Linked DNA regions of Homo sapiens: region 2 is linked to region 1. Evidence: read pairs that join two places in POLR2A ChIA-PET (ENCODE). Cell type or tissue: MCF 10A. All regions are shown on one strand. Links, peaks and the distances in the headings refer to the core of each region. The heading gives the core; the rest is flanking DNA.

Evidence for each region. ChIA-PET counts read pairs that join two places held together with the same protein. Peaks named below come from ENCODE experiments on the same cell type or tissue, not always from the same donor. Only the 100,000 strongest peaks of a DNase experiment are listed, where the experiment ranks them.
Region 2: POLR2A ChIA-PET joins it to region 1 with 5 read pairs; 4 of 35 experiments call an interaction of 5 or more read pairs at or near these places.

Annotation. Positions count from the first base shown.
Region 1 is chr18:9,050,891-9,060,416 of GRCh38, reverse strand. No RefSeq gene overlaps it. Among named protein-coding and RNA genes, the nearest start is that of NDUFV2, 47 kb to the left of the region's middle. RefSeq lists a silencer at 4,838-4,947. In MCF 10A, for the core only: no CTCF peak of the experiment used is centred there; DNase peaks (open chromatin) are centred at 4,606 and 4,916.
Region 2 is chr18:9,111,990-9,121,515 of GRCh38, reverse strand. It overlaps NDUFV2 (NADH:ubiquinone oxidoreductase core subunit V2), which reads right to left. Exons shown (of 8, transcript NM_021074.5): 2 at 3,613-3,678; 3 at 2,128-2,190; 4 at 1,926-2,042. It overlaps NDUFV2-AS1 (NDUFV2 antisense RNA 1), which reads left to right. Exons shown (of 3, transcript NR_110772.1): 3 at 60-251. Among named protein-coding and RNA genes, the nearest start is that of NDUFV2, 14 kb to the right of the region's middle. RefSeq lists an enhancer at 7,619-7,868. In MCF 10A, for the core only: no CTCF peak of the experiment used is centred there; a DNase peak (open chromatin) is centred at 4,105.

The DNA.
Region 1 (9,526 bases), core at 2,548-7,547:
GTGGTGGGTGCCTGTGGTCCCAGCTACTCAGCAGGCTGAGGCAGGAGAATGGCGCGAACCCGGGAGGCGGAGCTTGCAGTGAGCGGAGATCGCACCACTGCACTCCAGCCTGGGTGGCTGAGCAAGACTCCGTCTCAAAAAAAGAAAAAAAAAAGGACAGTTCTAATTTAGAAACGTGCTAAATACCTGAAGATCTGCAAATTTATTATTATTATCATTATCATTATTATTATTATTTTGAGACAGAGTCTTGCTCTGTTGCCCAGGCTGGAGTGCAGTGGTGCAATCTCGGCTCACTGCAACTTCTGCCTCCCAGGTTCAAGGGATTCTCCTGCCTCAGCCTCCCGAGTAGCTGAGATCACAGGCACGTGCCATCACACCTGGCTAATTTTTGTATTTTTAGCAGAGATAGGGTTTCACTGTCTTGGTCAGGCTGGTCTCGAACTCCTCAGCTCAAGCAATCTGCTCGCCTCGGCCTCCCAAAGTGCTGGGATTACAGGTGTGAGCCACCACACCTGGCCCCAAATTTATTGTTTATACTATATGCGGTGTAATCCTTCTTCCTTCTATTGGAGCCCATCTTTTTTGAGTTGATATCAATGATGAAAAAGGGAGAGAGTGCATGATGGCGCTTGTCTGGAACCATTGACACAAAAAGCACACGGATTAATCAATACTGCAGCAATAGGCTTGAGTGAGATACAGGGAAATCTCATTTTCCCACCAGTGATTTCATCAGTGGTTTATCCTGTGGCCCCTCTAGCTTCTTCAGCCCTCTGGCTTGCCAAGTCTGTTCCTAGAGGGATGAGGAGAGGGTTAGTTTGACACACTGTGACAAATGTTACATAAGTACCTGATGTTGATAGACATACTCTGTCTTTCCCTTGCCCCCTTAAGAAAGTAGAAGGGTCCCTGTGGCTCATGCCTGTAATCCCAGCACTTTGGGATGCTGAGGTGAGAAGATCACTTACGCCTGGGAGTTTGAGACCTGGGCAACAAAGTAAGATCCCATCTGCGGAAAAAAAAAAAAATTAGCCTGGCCTGGCATGGTGGTGCACGCCTGTGGTCCCAGCTCCTTGAGAGGCTGAAGTGGGAGGATTGCTTGAGACAGGAGGTTGAGGCTGCAGTAAGCCCTGATCATGCCACTGTACTCCAGCCTGGGTAACAGAGCAAGAACCTGTCTCAAAAAGAAAGTAGGAAATACTTAATTCCAATATTTTTTATCCCTTTGAACTACACTGCCATCCCCAATAGGAAAAGATAAGAAAATGGAAAGATGATGAAATTGAAAGATGCCAGAAGCCATTTTGATAAGAAGTAGGAAGCTCTGTACTTCTATACATATATAATACTCTTATTTCACAGAGTGTATTGGCTGAATTTTTAAAAATCTTTATCTTCCCCCATACAAAATAGCCTGTCTTATTTTAATGTGCAAAATTTCTTATTACTCCTCTTACTCACTGTTCCAAGCATTTCTATAAAAGGACAAACATGATATCTCAAACTGAAGTCTACATCACTGACTTCCAAATTAGATTCTCATTATTTCTATCCTCTTCTGCTCTCATGTCTTACAACAAAAAATGCATTAATTGCAGACAGTCTCTGAATCAGGCTCCTGCAATAGGGTTGGTGAATTAATGGAAGTTTCCGCATCATTTAAAAAACGAAGAGCACTAGTACAAATTCATTGTTTCTACAGCAGGGATTTTTGTGGGTAATCATTATCTGCCTGAGTCCAAAGACAGAGATATAATTACATTCTTCTCCGGGGAATGGTCTGTTGAGAAAAACACTTCCAGCTTTGTTGCTGAGAAGCAGCATTAGGGCTGGAAAAAAAAAAGAAAGAAAGAAATACCGATTATCATGTGTTCTGGAAGGGAGGGACTGATGGTCTGAGAAGGAGGCATGTACACTGCAGGTTTTTGAGTAGAGAAATGTTTCCTCTAGGTCCTGAGCTTTTTCTATGCATTCCAGACCATCCCTAGGTTGTGATACTGGGTAACCAAACAGGCCTATTTTTCAGGGTACCCGAACAGCCACGTATCAGCTCTCCAACTATAGGGTTGTCACTGTGCTGTCCACTACAGGACATAGGAACTTCCCACATCAGCCATGTGTTGTTTCCCATACAATGGGTGGGTTTGGTAGCTTGGTGAATGACAGTCCAATGACCAGAACCAAAGAGGATTGTTAACAAGGGGATTTTCTTACTTGCAACAGATAAGAACACCTGGTCCCAAAGCAGTACCTCCCGGGACTGGGAGCTGGATCTAGTTTTTATAAGCAAAGGGTAATGAGGCATGATCTCACTGGATCCTGCCATGGGGTGACGCCACAGCTAGATCTGATTGGATCCTGGATCCTGCCATGGGGTAACGCCACAGCTAGATTTGATTGGATCCTGGATCCTGCCATGGGGTGACGCCACAGCTAGATCTGATTGGATCCTGGATCCTGCCATGTGGTGTCCACTTCTTAATCCAGTCCCCTGCCCTCAGCCTGAGCACTTAGGTTCCCCCTGTGATTCTTGGTTCATCTGGGCATGCCCAGGTCACGTGACCCAAGGGTCCAGGGCAACTGAAAAACAACCCACAACTTTGTTACATAAAAGATGAATCAGATGGGTCTGGTGCTATAATGTGACTATGGAACCTGAAATATGGCTACTTTGAATTGGAATGTGTTGTAAATGTAAAATACATTTTGGATTTCTAAGACTTAGTACAAAAAATATATATAAACCATCTCATTAATTTTTACATTGATTACATGTTGAAATCAGAATATTTTGGATATATTTGGCTAAATAAAATATATAATTAAAATGAGCTTCACCCATGTCTTTTTGCTTTTAAAACTGTGGCTACTATAATTTTTTATTTTTTTGGGGGGACAGTCTCACTCTGTTGCCCAGGAGTGCAGTGGCACAATCTCAGTTCATTGCAACCTCCACCTCCTGGATTTGAGCGATTCTCCTGCCTTGGCTTCCTGAGTAGCTGGGACTACAGATGCTCACCCTCACGGCTGGCTAAGTTTTGTATTTTTAGTGGAGACAGGGTTTCGCCATGTTGGCCAGGCTGGTCTTGAACTCCTGACCTCGAGTGATCCCCCTGCCCTGGCCTCCCAAAGTGCTGGGGTTACAGGCATGAGCCACTGCGCCTGGCCTGGAAAATTTTAAGTTAAATGTATTTCTGTGGGAAAGCACTGCTCTAGAAATTCAGAACAATAGAATAATTGCATGTCAGGGAGAAGGAAAACAAGAAAAAAATAAGTATGCTGACTTTTCTTCCTCTTCTGGGTCCTGAGGGAATTAGAGAAGAAAAATATATCTTATATCTTAGAATTTTCGAGCTAGCAAAGCCATTAGAAATGACTGAGTCTGATACTTCTCAAAGCAGAGAACCTATCAGCTTCTGAAAATAATTCATAGATGGGGAGGAGTCCTCAGAACTCAGCTTGAGAAGCTATGGTGGCATCCAGCGAACTTACTTTGTAGATGAGGAAACCAAGACTCAGGGAGTCTAAGTGGCATAAGGGCAGCCTGCTAGTCAGTGGAGACCTACGACTAGAAACCAGGTCCTCCCTTCGCCCGCTCTCCTCTCTGGTACCCTATGAAAATGTTTACTTATTTATCTTCTTAATAAGAATAACAAATAACAAAAATTTCGTGCTTTTATTTTTAAAAACATATCAGTACTGCGCATATAGAAAAGTGATATTATCCAAATAAATGTCAAGTTCAGTTCACTTCCTTTCACTCAACTGCCATGACACTTCCATATTTCCCTTTTATTCCAAATATCTTAAGATCCCCTTCGGGGCTTTATATTCTATTTTCTGCCACCCTGATGAGCCTTAAAAAAACCTCATTTGGATAGCTGCTTCTCTGGATCTAGACAGGATTTGAGGGGATTATATTTCCTTTCCAGATTCTTCTCCTTTTCAAATTAATGTTTCCTCTTTAAAATATATACCCTCAACCTATTCAAAGTCTTTTCTTCAGGATGGCTGTTAATAAAACGTGTCTTGTAACAACAGTGTCTATGGCCTCCCTGCAGCCAACTCAGCTCACTGAGAGGCGGCCCTCTATAGTACACTCTGATAAACTTCTTTAGTTTCCTTCTATTGTAGTACCATATTTCCTTAAAAAAAAATCAGCCGGGCGCAGAGGCTCACGCCTGTAATCCCAGCACTTTGAGAGGCCGAGGCGGGCAGATGACCTGAGGTCAGGAGTTCGAGACCAGCCTGGCCAACATGGCAAAACCCTATCTCTACCAAAAATACGAAAATTAGCCGGGCGTGGTGGCGGGTGACTGTACACCCAGCTACTCAGGAGGCTGAGGCAGGAGAATTGCTTGATCCCAGGAAGGGGAGGTTGCAGTGAGCTGAGATTGTGCCACCGCACTCCAGTCTAGGTGACACAGCAAGACTCTGTTCTCACAAGAAAAAAAAAAAAAAAAAGAAAAGAAAAAGAAAGAACATTCCAGGAATGCTCCAATTGTGTTTTTGCTGTACTTTTTGTCTTGCTTGGTGTAGATGAAGCCCTGTAGTGGATACCTGGCAGGCTTTGCCATAGTGTTTCCTTGGTCTAAGGAAGTTCAGCCTTGCACTCAAGTTCTTCACCCCTGGGGCAATTGTGAAATTGACTTTAGTAATTAAAAGTTCTCTTTTATCTTTGTTTACTCTGAATGCTTTAGAATCATTAAATACAAATATTAGAACTGTCAGTGCTCTTTAAGATAATCTACTTAGCCCACCAGTACTTTCTCTTTCTGTCTACAATTGAAAGAAAAATGAGATTTTGGAGTCTCTGTGATTACTTTGCAGAAGAAAGCTATTATGAAGAAATAGTCTAAGGAACTAACTCATGCCAGGTAAGTCAGTGTTTCTGTTCATTTGGTGATGACTAATATTGGCATTCATCTGGCTGTTGTTAAGTGTAACGATTTAAAATTATTATATTGTGTAACCAAAAGATGGCAGTACTCCCTCTTCCTGTTTGGTTTTAGGACAAAATGGAAAGGTCATTTTGTTCTTACTACATTTTTCCCTTTACTCACCACAAAATGAAAATAATGAGTAAAAGTCACATAAGCAAATAAATAAAATATATTCCCAACCTCTTTAGTACAACCCTAATTACTTGATATAGCCATATCTATGCAAAAGAATGCAAGTCATTTTCTTTTCTTTTCTTCACTTGGTTTACTTTTCTAACAGTAGATGTTTGCTTCTATTTGGAACATTTAAAACGATGGCACCAGAAACCTCCATGATCCTTCTCAAAGGAGAGAGAACATGTCAGTTTCACTGAATGGTAGTTCATGTCCATACATGCCAAGAGAATATTGGACAAAAGCAAAATGCAGCAATAGTGATAGTTTATTTTCTGGTCATTACATTTCCCAAAATTATTACTCCACTCACCCTACCCCATCTTTTCTGAGGCATCTATATTGATTTATCCTTCAAATTCCAGCAATATTTTTATTTTATTTATTTATTTTCTTGTGAGATAGGCCACTAGACAAGTAATATTCTATCTAGAATATTACAGTTACACCTAGACCAAAGCTCTGTTTAAATAGAAAACCATACAATTTGGCATTGCAAATAAATAATTTGGCACCTGATGGCACTGAACTCCCTCAAAAATAATTATTCTAATTCATTCTCTTTCAGGTGGCTACATACAAAGCAAAGTTGTGGACATCTGTGTTGACACATTGTATGTTGTAGTCAGATGGGCTTGAATTCCTGCCTAGACCTTGCTAGGCACTGTGATTTGGAGCGAGATGTGCAACTTTGGGCAAGTTTCTGCCTAAGAAAAACGAGGATAAAATATCTAATTCTCAGGCTTGTTTTGAGAATAAGGTGAAAAGATATCTATACTGTGCCTAGCAAACAGTAGGCACTCAGTCAACCTAAGCCTACTTCTTTCCTATTAAGAAGACAAACATGTACATCCACTATTACTGTCAGCTGCTCAATAGAAGAAAATAAATAGGCTATATGTCTATAAATATTCTGTTCCTTTAGGAACAAATATTTAATTGGTTTACATGTTCCACATGGACTATTGTTGAAATCATTCATTCAGCAACTTCTATAGCAGTAACTAACATTTACTGTGTGCCAGGGCCTTTCTAAATGTCTTTACACATATTAACTCCTTTTCCTCGCAGCATCACCAAGAAAAGATGCTATCATCCCTATTTTACAGCAGGAGACTTGGAGTCACAGAGCCGTTAAGTCACTTGTCTGAGGTCACACAGCTAGATGAAAATCCTAGGATTCAAATCCAAGCAGACTGCCTCTGGAGTCTGGGTTCATAACCATTATGCCATTGCACATCTCTGAAACCACCTTTGCAAAAGTTATAATAGTGAGAATACTATGGCAGTGAAAGAGATCTGACTTAACCAACTCCATCTTGCCTGTAACCTCCATTCCTGGGTGTGGGCCAAGCTAACTTTGGGAGAAATCTATCCTTAAAGCAAGGATGATAATATCCCTCCCCAAATTAAACTGCCTTAGTAAAACTAATGAAAGGCCACAAGGTTAGGGTTATGAGAAGAATCTGAGTTCTGCAAAGATGTAGGTATAGTTAAAGAATAACCAGTCATTGTTCTGGTGGTCACAAGATTTGTAACTTCTCCAATTACTCCTATAAATAACCTCTACTATTGTAGAACCTAATATTGGCCTTTGGAGATATCTTTTCAGACTTTAGCTTTTCTGATGACCAAGATGACTCCATTTGGACTTATGACTCAATGGGTCCTGTGGCCCCCACCCAGAAGCAGACTCAGGGCATGAGGACCATTTTCCACATCCCTATGATTGCATCCCCAACCATCAGCAGCACCCATTCCCTAGCCCCCTGCCCACCAAACTATCTTGAAAAAACCCTAGCCTCTGAATGTTTGGAGAGGCTGATTTGAATAATAATAAAATTCTGCTCTCCTGTTTAGCTGGCCCTATGTATCTTGAACCCTTTCTCTATTGCAATTCCCTTGTCTTGATACATTGGTTTTATCTGGGCAGCAAGTGAGAAGAACCTGTTGGGCAGCTATAGCACCAGTTTCCCTGCTGAAAAAGAAGAGGAAAAGTACATTGAAAGGATGTTTTTTTCTCCTGATGTTTGGAGAATATGAGGGACCTTTACTGTTGAGATGTTAACTCAGCAGAGAAAAAGGGGGAGTGGACAAACAAGAATGTATCTAAAAATGGTGAGGGCAGCAAAGAATTATGTCAGAACTGTTGGGAATCCCAGTACTAGGAGATCTTCCATCCTGTGGCTGTGAGTTACCGTGGATATTTCTCTTTGTTCATTAAGACATTGTAGGGACATTTAGTATTCTTCAGAAGCCTCAGCTCTCCATTTTGCCATGGCAGTTATTAGTTCCATTAAAAGGTGAAGGCTTTCAGAGTGAATGAATTCTCCTTCCCTTACAGCCAGGGAATGAGCTTCTCAGGTATAAGATAATATGGCATTGTTCCATATTCCATTCCCAACCCTGAGCTAAAGCTAGTGAAGGTGGTAGACTTTCAAGGTCATTTAGACCCAAAACATTCACTGGGGCCCTAGTTTGCATAGTCACAGGTCATCGCTCTACCCCTTTTATTACTAACTTGTGGATATGAAGCCCACCATGTTTCACCATATTCTGCCACTGCCATCCAAAATCCCAATTTTCCTGGTCTTCCAGTCCCTCCTTCTCCCAGCCCCTACTGCTGTGCTTCCCCTTGTTGTCAACCTCCTGTCTTACACTTTCCAAAGTGTTTGCTGGACTTCCTATTCCACTGTAAAATCATCCTAGCCTGCCATTTGCCTTTTAGCATTAAAAAAATTGAAAAATGTTACTTAGTCAAATGTACTGAGTTATTTTCTCAGTCTTTCCTCCCATTGTTTTTATGGTTAAGAAGTTAGTAAACCACTTTTAAAACCTCATCACCCATCTTATAGAATAGTTTTCCCCACAATAGGTAGCTTGGGTGGTTTTAAGAGCCAATAGACACCAGAGTTGTGAAATTTGCAATTCATATTTAAATTTGACACTTAGGCACTTAAGTAGGTTTTAATATTTATATAGTAGGTCTAAATATTCATATAGCCTGGTTTACATATTATATAGCAGGTCTAAATATTCATATTTAACGAGAGCAAAACTCCATCTCAAAAAAAAAATCAGATATTGTGAGACTTACTCACTACCACGAGAACAGTATGGGGGGAATTGCCCTCATGATTCAATTCTCTCCCACTGGGTCCCTCCCACAACATGTGGGAATTATGGGAGCTACAATTCAAGATATTTGGGTGGGGACACAGCCATACCATATCATTCCATCCCTGGCCCCTCCCAAATCTCATGTCCTCACATCTGAAAACCAATCATGCCTTCCCAACAGTCCCCCAAAGTCTTTTTTTTTTTTTTTTTTTTTTTGAGACGGAGTCTCGCTGTGTCTCCCAGGTTGGAGTGCAGTGGCGCGATCTCGGCTCACTGCAAGCTCCGCCTCCCAGGTTCATGCCATTCTCCTGCCTCAGCCTCCCAAGTAGCTGGGACTACAGGCGCCCGCCAACACGCCCGGCTAATTTTTTGTATTTTTAGTAGAAACGGGGTTTCACCGTGTTAGCCAAGATGGTCTCGATCTCCTGACCTCGTGATCCGCCCGTCTCGGCCTCCCAAAGTGCTAGGATTACAGGCGTGAGCCACCGCGCCCGGCCTCCCCCAAAGTCTTAACTCATTTTAGCATTAATTCAAAAGTCCACAGTCCAAAATCTCATCTGAGACAAGGCAAGTCCCTTCTGCCCATGAACCTGTAAAATCAAAAGCAAGTTAGTTACTTCCTAGATACAATGGGAGTGCAGGCATCGATAAATACACCCATACTGAATGGGAGAAATTGGCCAAAATGAAGGTGCTAAAGGCCCCATGCAAGTCTGAAATCCAGTGGGGCAGTCAAATCTTAAAGCTCTAAAATGATCTCCTTTGAATTCATGGCTCACATCCAGGTCACACTGATGCAAGAGGTGGGTTTCCATAGTCTTAGGCAGCTCCATCTCTGCAGTTATGCAGGGTACGGCCTCCCTCCCAGCTGCTTTCACAGGCTGGTGTTGAGTGTCTGTGGCTTTTCCAGGCACATAGTGCAAGTTATTGGTGGATCTATTATTCTGGGGTCTGGAGGATGGTGGCCCTCTCCTCACAGCTCCATTAGGCAGTGCTTCAGTGGGGACTCTGTGTGGGGGCTTCAACCCCACTTTTCCCTTCTGCACTGCCCTAACAGAGGTTCTCCTTGAGAGCCCCACCCCTGCAGCAAACTTCTGCCTGGACATCCAGGCATTTCCATAAATCCTCTGAAATCTAGGCAGAGGTTCCCAAACCTCCATTCTTGACTTCTACGCACCTGCAGGCTCAACACCACATGGAAGCTGCCAAGGCTTGGGGATTATACCCTCTGAAGCCATGGCCCAAGCTGTACATTGGCCTCTTTTAGCCAAGGTCAGAGCAGCTGG
Region 2 (9,526 bases), core at 1,540-6,539, 62 kb before region 1:
GACATCTAATCATGGCTCACTTGTGACAGATAAAGTAATTGTGCTATTTCATTCGGCAGTTCTGAATCAAGGACGTATCCCTGAATCTGGGGAGCTCTCTATCAAAATATACATGCTGGAACCCTACCAAAGGAATAATAAATCTGGAATGAGGCTCTGACTGTCTAATTAGGAAAAGACTCCTTCCTGGAATTCTGCACATCTCCCTACACCTTAGTGACGGTTAAATAAATAATTATTAAGCTTCTGGATATTTTTTGTTGTAAGGTTAGGTGTTTCATGGGTTGGGGGGAGGGGCAGTAACATTAAAATAAAAGTCCCAAATGTAAAGTGCAAAGAATCTTGAGTCTATTCCCTATACCCTACACTTCCTGCCTTTCCCCCACACAAATCCAACCCTAAATATAATAGGACAATATATAAATACATATTTTTTAAGAGATAGGGTCTCACCATCTTGCCCAGGCTGGTCTTAAGCTCAAGCAATCCTCCCACATCAACATCCTGAGTACCTGGGTCTACAGGCATGCACCACCATGCCTGTCTTATTTTTTAAATGTTTTCACTTTCAGTTTCTTATTTATTTTTATTTTGCTCTGCTAACGTGCCACTCAGCAAGATTTCCAACAGGCTTACCATTACTAAAAATATGATTTTTTCAAAATAATAACATTATAATTAGAAACATATACCTAAATCATTATAAAGTTGGCTATTTTAATTTAAAAAAATGTTAAGTAACTTCCCAAGAAATACATAATTTATCGAAGAAATAACCACCTATGTTTACTCAGGATAGTAACTCACTAAACTTGCTTTATAATATTTTTCATAGGGAAAAACCAGTGTTATAGTACTATACAATGCAAATAAAATAAAATATCAATAAACTAAATCTAAAATTTGCATTTAGGATTCTATTAGATAAATTGAGGACATTCCTATTCTCTCAGAAAGATGATTGTCTAGCCTAAGAGTTATAACCAAATTAAGTTTAGAAAGTGGTAAGAATGAAGTACAACAAAATCTCTGTTATAGTCAGTCAAGTAGAAAATGCACTGATTTAGAAATGAATTCAGTCCTAGCACTACCGCTCAGAAATCATAACTTAATAATTAGAAGAGGTCTACCTGGTTCAAAACTTTCATTGCCAATGAGGAAGTTCAGAGAAAAATCAGGTGTCTTAGTTCTAAGTCAAAAATATTTTCCATTATATAACACAGCTTAATGGTTATGTGATTCTCATCAGAATCAAATAGTATGTGGTTTGTGTATGGCACTTTATAAATGATATGCTGTAATACATCACCACACAAATGTAGTTATTTGTATTAACAGGATACGAATAAACTTGAAATTTGTATTACTGCTCAAAACTATTAGGAAAAATGAATATTATATGAATAGAGTAACTTTGAATAAAATGGGTCATCCATAGCATTTCTATAGGTCGTTGATTCCAAAGTAGCATAATCAAATTGTATAAATATCACCTATTATACAGATTTTTCTTACAGCCTACAGCCAAAGATGTAAAATATTAAAAATTTTCATACTAGTGAGCAGATCTTCTTTTCTGTAATTCTAGTGTTTAAATATTACATTAATTTTCAGAATATCTTGACACTAAGTTATACACATTTGGAATCTTTTATCTTTGACCATTTCCTTCAAAAGGAAAAAAAAAAACACATACCCTCTTTCACCATAATGCCTTCCTTATTTCCTGCAAGGTTAGAAATCACCTCTATGCATTAAGGGAATGAACAAAAACACAAAGACAATTCAAGGAAACATACAAATGGCTAAAGGGCTCCAAAATCCTAGATTCTGACACTGGAGATGATCAGAGTAATTTCTATAAAAGGAAATTATCATACACAATCTCTTCTCTTTTAGAACTAAGGCAAAAATGAATCCAGTACCTTGTTCATAGCAGAGATGGGCAACCACCCATTCTGCCTTTGGGCTAAATCCAGGACTGGAAGAACAGCTGCTGCTTTATGGCCTTCTGGATAGTTTTTTACAATTGCCTCTATCCTCTGTATAAAAGAAAGAACATCATTTTATACATCTAGAAAATATTACCTATTTGGTAAATTAATTATAATGTTAATTTAGCCATACCTTATAGTTTTCTGGTGTGAAATCAAATGGAGTATCAGGGTTATTCTCAGGAGTATCTCTGTGCTACACAACAAAAACAGTTTTTCAGACTTATCCAAATTCTCTCAAGTGTGAATGACACTGTACATTACTATACTATTACTTATTGTTTAATCTCTCCATTTTAATTCCAACATGATATATACCACCCTATCCTTCCATCAAAAAGAATGTCTAAACACACATTTGATAAGTATGATTACCAAAGTAAAGTTAGCAGAATTTAAAAATTTACAAAGGACCATTTAAAGAATAAGAGAAGTACCTTTAGGACCAAAAAAACCCAAACAACAAAAAGTGTTATCCAGCTTCATTAGAGAGTAAGATCTTCTGATAGAATTACCAAAACATTACCAATTATTGGAAGCCTTTATGAAATTAAAACACAAAATTTTAAATGTGAACATATGTGTATTTTCCCAAAAGCAAGGTTATCAGATTGTCAAAGGGATCTGGGATCCAAAAGGGTTAAGACCCATTACTTTAGGAGGGTACAAAAGGACCATCTTAAAAAAAAAAAAAAAAAAAAAAAAACAGCACCATCTCTTTCCCACGTTTTCCATAATAGCCAACAGCAAGAAGCTTTATCTCTTCTTAAAAGAGCAGAAGCAGGCCCTCTTCAAAAACTGACAAGAAATGGCATGTCAACAGGAAATCAAATGAGTCACACTGAGATTAACACTTACGATCAATTAATGTTATGTATGTGTGGTGAATACAGAAATGAATCTCTTGATATGTTAACTCTCGGAGTTCTGCTTTTTAAAGGACATAAGCCAAAAGAGGAAAGAAAACAGACACTCTGGACAATGATCTCAAATATGTGGCCAATTTGATGCTTGATATATAGCAGGAAGCTACTTCTTACACCACTAACTCTAAATCATCACACAAGTCCACTATATTGCCTTTATACTAGATTAATCCCTGAAAACAGCACCTTGTCAGAAAAGGGAGATATAATATCTTATCCTTTCCAAATTGTGCAACTAATCTGGGGAGTTCACAGACTTCTATTTATAGTTAAAACTCCGGAAACTAAAAATATAAAGACCAGCTGCTAATCTAGTTACTACATTACTAAAATCCATGAGTTTCAAACTAGTGTCATTTTGGGATTCAACAAGTTACAATCTCCAAACTCTCAGTAAGCCAACATGACTGAGAACCCAAAGTGTGATGAGAATCAGGTTAGGGCTCACACAGTAATTTCACTGGAAATAAATTCTTATTCCCAGAGTTTTCCTGATACTAATTTAAACTCATGAGGTTCAACTGGAACCAACATCTTTTGAAATGTAGTAAATTCAATTAGCTGTATGTAAATTCTCACGATGACCATCATATATCAAAGACAATGGTATTTAAGATATTTTGGATTTTTACAATGGATTTACCCCAATTTCCAAGTCTTTTCTTTCCAAAGAAATCTAAGTAATTACTTACCACAAATAAAGCTCCTCCAGCTCCATTTTGCATAACTGTCTTATGCAAATTCCTTACATGTCTTCCCTAAAATTTAAAATTTTAAGAAAGTTTAGTAAATCATAGCCTTAAAAAATTTTTCATAAAGAAATACTTTAGGATTCATAATTTACAACAATGGAATCAACTTATAAAAGATCTTAAGAAATATGGTATTCTACCCTATCCATCTCTATTTCAGGAGAGTTATTTTACAAATGGAGATTCAAAGCCAAGATTCACCCACCTAACATCACACACACGAGTCAATAGGAGAACCAGGACAACCCAGATCTGCTGACTTGTGTACCTTCCTGCCACGCTCTGCTGGCATGCATTTGGAGAATTAATGTACTATTAACTTCTTGACTTTCACTTTTGTCTGAATCAACTTGGATGCCAGCTTTCACTTAGTGTGAACCTTCATAAACATGTTTTCATTCTGTACAAATGAGTCATATACTCTGTACAAATGAGTCAACTGTATCCTCCTTCCTTTTCAATCCTTTACTAAATTAGTTCTGAAACTCCAGCCGTAAAAAGTAGTTTCTGGCCGGGTGTGGTGGTTCATGCCTGTAATCCCAGCACTTTGGGAGGCTAAGGCAAGGAGATCACGAGGTCAAGAGATCGAGACCATCCTGGCCAACATGGTAAAACCCCATCTCTACTAAGAACACAAAAATTAGCTGGGCGTGGTGGCGCACGCTGGTAGTCCCAGCTACTCGGGAGGCTTAGGCAGGAGAATCGCCTGAACCTGGGAGGCAGAGGTTGCAGTGAGCCGAGATCGCGCCACCGCACTCCAGCCTGAGCAGCAGAGCAAGGCTCCGTCTCAAAAAAAAAAAAAAAAGTAGTTTCAGAAAGCTATTTATGATGCTATGCGGACTGACAATGTTCAGTTGCTTTGGAAGGAATCTGATTATTCTCTCAGCTGCATTTCATTTCTCTTTGCCCTCTTGCTCCTACCCTCCACTCCTACCCTGTCCCCCGCCCCCAAGTATTTCAACTACTGTTCTGGATTCCTCCAATTTCTGAGTTCTACTAACCACAGACGGCAGAACACTGGCTGGGTTAAACCAAGCATGGAACTAGCAAAGAGTTGGACAATTCAAAGGCAAACATAGAAGAAAGTAAACGGAGTAATATAACACAATAGTATATTTAACTTTACCCTAGGTCCAAATGATATTTCAGTTGAAGAAATATTAATAAATAAGTTTACATGGAACATCTGCTTTAATTAACAAGAAAAGACTAAGGTACAGGATGTGAGACACACGTACAAAAGATGGGAGTGATAAATATCAATTTCAGGATAATTGGAAGGCAGGGAGGGATACAGTCAGAGGTGCACAAGGGGGCTTTGATTGTGTTGGTTTTGTTTTGAAAAATTAACTGAAACTAAAATTTAGAAGACAGTCACTGTCATCTTAGCTCAGAAAATTTTTTTAATCGAGTAACAATTTTTGAGTAACATCAGTGAGTTACTTAACTAAATTCTGAGAGAAAAGACTGTATACTTATAATAAAAGGATTAATTTTAAGAGTAGGGAAAGTATTCAGTCTTCTCCTAATTTCTGAACACTAACATTTTCTGTTTATTGGCTTTTTATCCACTCCTTGCAGGCTGTCCTCAGGGCTCAGTTCACACTCCTATCTTCTTTTCTCTATAAAGCCTTTGCCTCTGAGAACTCATCCATTAACTTGACAGTGATGAGTCTTAAATCTTACACACATTTGATGACAAGAGGCTAATAGCCTGAAGAGATCATAAATGCACTTAAAAAATGAGTAAAGATCATGAACAAAAGTTTCACAGAATTCAAACTGCTTACTAGTAACTAAAAACATACAACTTAAAATAACATTACTAGTTATCAAACTACCAAGTATCTTTTTTCTTTTAAGATAGCATTCCATTCTGTTGAGCATATAGAGAAACAAGCACACTTAAAAATTCATATAGCCTTTTAGAAAGCAAATTACCATGATATATGGAAAGCCTAAATAAGTGTCTTTTTTTTTTTTTGGAGACGGAGTTTCGCTCTTGTTGCCCAGGCTGGAGTTCAATGGCATGATCTCGGCTCACCACAACCTCTGCCTCCCGGGTTCAAGCGATTCTCCTACCTCAGCCTCCCAAGTAGCTGAGATTACAGGCATGTGCCACTACGTCTGGATAATTTTTTGTATTTTTAGTAGAGACGGGGTTTCTCCATGTTGGTCAGGCTGGTCTTGAACTCTCGATGTCAAGTGATCTGCCCGCCTCAGCTCCCCAAAGTGGTGGAATTACAGGCGTAAGCCACTGCGCCTGGCCCCAAGTGTCCATTTTTTAATTTAGTAATTCTAACCTAGGTATTTTTCCTGCAGTACAAAATGAGGATAAAGCTTTACATGAAAACATGTTGTTCCTATTATGTTTATTGCAGCAAAAACACAACCTAAAAACCCAATCTGAGCAGGTTTTAACTAAATACTAATAATTCTGACACTAGAACGTTATGTAGCTAACAAAAATATGTCGTAAAAATAATCATGTAGAAACTGGAATCAGGGTTAAACAAAACAAAAAAAACAAAAATGCATAAATTATCATCCCAATTACATTAAATACAGACACTGATTAAAAGACTAGAAGGCCATAAATAATTAAAAGTGCTTATCTCTTATTACGATGTTAATGAAATAAGGGACTCTTATTTTACATTTTTTATATTTTTCTCTATTTTCCAAATTTCCTATTAGCATGGATTAACTGGCCAAAAAAATCCTACTTAAAATAAAACACTCAGCAGGTATAAGAAAAACTTATCTCTATTGTAAAACCTATTTCTCCTTCTAACCTCCTTGTATATCAAATTAAATACCACCAAATGTCTAAATTAAAATAGCTTCCATTTTGGATTAATATTTGATCCCTTTCTCATTAATCCAGGATCTGTCATGTACTTTTACTTAAAATAAAAATATAGAGATAATCTTGAAAATTATTCTTTAGGCTTATGTTGCTACATATTGGAAAATCTATTCTGAGGCATTCTCTTGCTGACTTGTAAAGCTCTGGATACGCACATGAGTTCACAGACATATTTCTAAAAGTGGTTTGAAGTCCAAATCGTTGAAGACAGACTACTGATTGAGAAGGGTCAGGATAAAGTAGCTAAACTCTAGGAAAAAAACAGACTTTCAGATTTTTTGTAGTTGTTGAGGCCTTGGGTTTAGATTACCATTCTGCCACTTACTAACATCTGACCTAGAACAACTCACTTAATTTTTTTTTAAGCCTCAATTTCTGTACCTATAAAACAGGGTTATCTTCTTATTGGACTATTTTGAGATTTAAGTAAAGTTTCTCTGAAAGTACTATATAACCTGTAAAGCATTATCACCTGCTTAACTGACACAAGGATAAAACATTTAATAACTAAAAAAAAAAAAAAAAAAAAGATCCAAACAACTGCATTTTAAAACTACACCTATTTTTAAAAAATTGTGCTGTTAGTTGACTTTATCAAAGAGTTACTGTCAAACACAACATACTGCCAATATTCTTGCATTTGCACATAATTATTTTTTCTTTATATCCATATGTATAATGCTTATACTTTTTCTAGTAAAATTATAATGTATTTGATGGTTAAAAAACCATCTACTTCTCCACTGAAATTAATTCATAAATTTCTCTTTTAGTTAAAGAAAGTGGGGAAGGAGGAAGAAATAGGCTGGTAGAAAGATTTCCATGGGTCTTAGGTTTGTGCATTTGGTGAGCAGCAGCACTGAACAGCTTTTGTTTAAGACCATCTTTTCTATTATTTTTGTATAAAATACCTTCTCCTGGGGCAAAAGTTGAGTGAGTTTTCTTACAGACAGGGTTTCCCAAGCTCAAGGTCCCTTAGCAGTGATGCACAGCACTCACCTAGGCTGTTCCATGTCACTCCCATTGTAGCAGGACAAGCCACAGACAAAACCCCTCAGACACTGAGAAGGAAGGGCTTTATTCAGCCGGGAGCTTCGGCAAGACTCTTGTCTCCAACAACCGAGCTCCCCAAGTGAGCAATTCCTGTCCCTTTTAGGGGCTCACAACTCTAAGGGGGTCTGTTTGGGAGGGTCGTGATCGATTGAGCAAGCAGGGGGTAGAATGGAACAGAACAGGACAGGGATTTTCACAGTGCTTTTCTATACAATGTCTGTAATCTATAAATAACCAATTAGGTCAGGGGTTGATCTTTACCAGGCCCAGGGTGTGGCACCGGGCTATCTGCTTGTGGATTTCATTTCTGCCTTTTAGTTTTTACTTCTTCTTTTTTTGGAGGCAGAAATTGGGCATAAGACAATATGAGGGGTGGTCTCCTCCCTTACCGTGAGATATGAATGTCAAAGGGAACTGACATGAAGTTCATGCTGCCTACTGACCCAGGATGCTGCCTCCTGCCAGCATCCATGAAACTGAGGCAGGTTAACTTGTTAGCTTACAAATGGGGTAAAATTTCAGATCTGTCAAAGTTCTTAAGAAAGTCAATAAAATCTAGAAATGTGCCAGTTTCCATTTTTTACTGCTTTTTCTATCAAAATATCTCAACAGAGACATCATAAAAGAAACCAGTAACAGCTGCTGTCTCTAAGGAGAGGAATCAAGATCTGGAGTGGGAAGAAAATTTAGTCTTTACTGCCAGGCAGAATATTAAACACTTTCCATGAAATACATCTCTTAATGCTCTCAAGAAGCATTAAATACCTATCAAGTACCTATGTACCTATGAAGTACATACTGTTATTATTCTGTTTTTACAAATGAGGAAACAGGCTCTGGAGCTGAGCTTTTAACTGTTTTGTTGTATTGTCTCTCCATATGTAGAGTATTTATGGAATATTAGATAACAGTGATACATCCCACTTTCAGAGGTGTTAGAATGTGGAAAGTTAGAAGGTGGGATGTATCATGGGTTAACATATATAATATATGCAACATATATTTTTTATCATAATACATATTCTTGTATCCCTACTCTGTACTGTTATGTATATATACTATAATATGTAGCCTTGCTTACTGTTTGAATTTTTTGCCATTATATGTATTACATTTAAACTTTTAAAAACCAATGAAGGGCCGGGTACAGTGGCTCATGCCTGTAATCCCAGCACTTTGGGAGGCCAAGGCAAGCGTATCACTTGAGGTCAGGAGTTCAAGACCAGCCTGGCCAACGTGGTGAAACTGCATCTCTACCAAAAAATACAAAAATTGGCCGGGTGTGGTGGCGCACACCTGTAGTCCCAGCTACTCAGGAGGCTGAGGTGGGAGAATCGCCTGAACCTGGGAGGTGAAGGTTGCAGTGAGCTGAGATCACACCACTGCACTCCAGTCTGGGTGACAAAGTGAGACCCTGTCTCAAAACAAAAACAAACAAAAAAACCCAATGAAGTCTTTAGTTCTTTCCCTGTCTTACTATCACCACTATTTCAGACATTATTTCATGTCTGTGCATTACTGTAAGTCTTCTGGCTGATCCCTTTTTCTCAATCCAAAACATCCTGTCTAATATCACCAAACTAATTTTAAAAGTACCATCCTTCTGGCCAGGCGCAGTGGCTCACGTCTGTAAACCCAGCACTTTGGGAGGCCAAGGTGGGCAGATCACAAAGTCAGGAGTTCGAGATCAGCCTGGCCAATATGGTGAAACCCCATCTCTACTAAAAATACAAAAATTCACCGCGTGTGGTGGCGCACACCTGTAGTCCCAGCTACTTGGGAGGCTGAGACAGGAGAATTGCTTGAACCCAGGAGGTGGAGGTTGCAGTGAGCTGAGATCGAGCCACTGCATTCCTGCCTGGGCGACAGAGCGAGATTCTCTATCAAAAAAAAAAAAAAAAAAACCCTTCTGATGCTGAGTGTGGTGTAAAA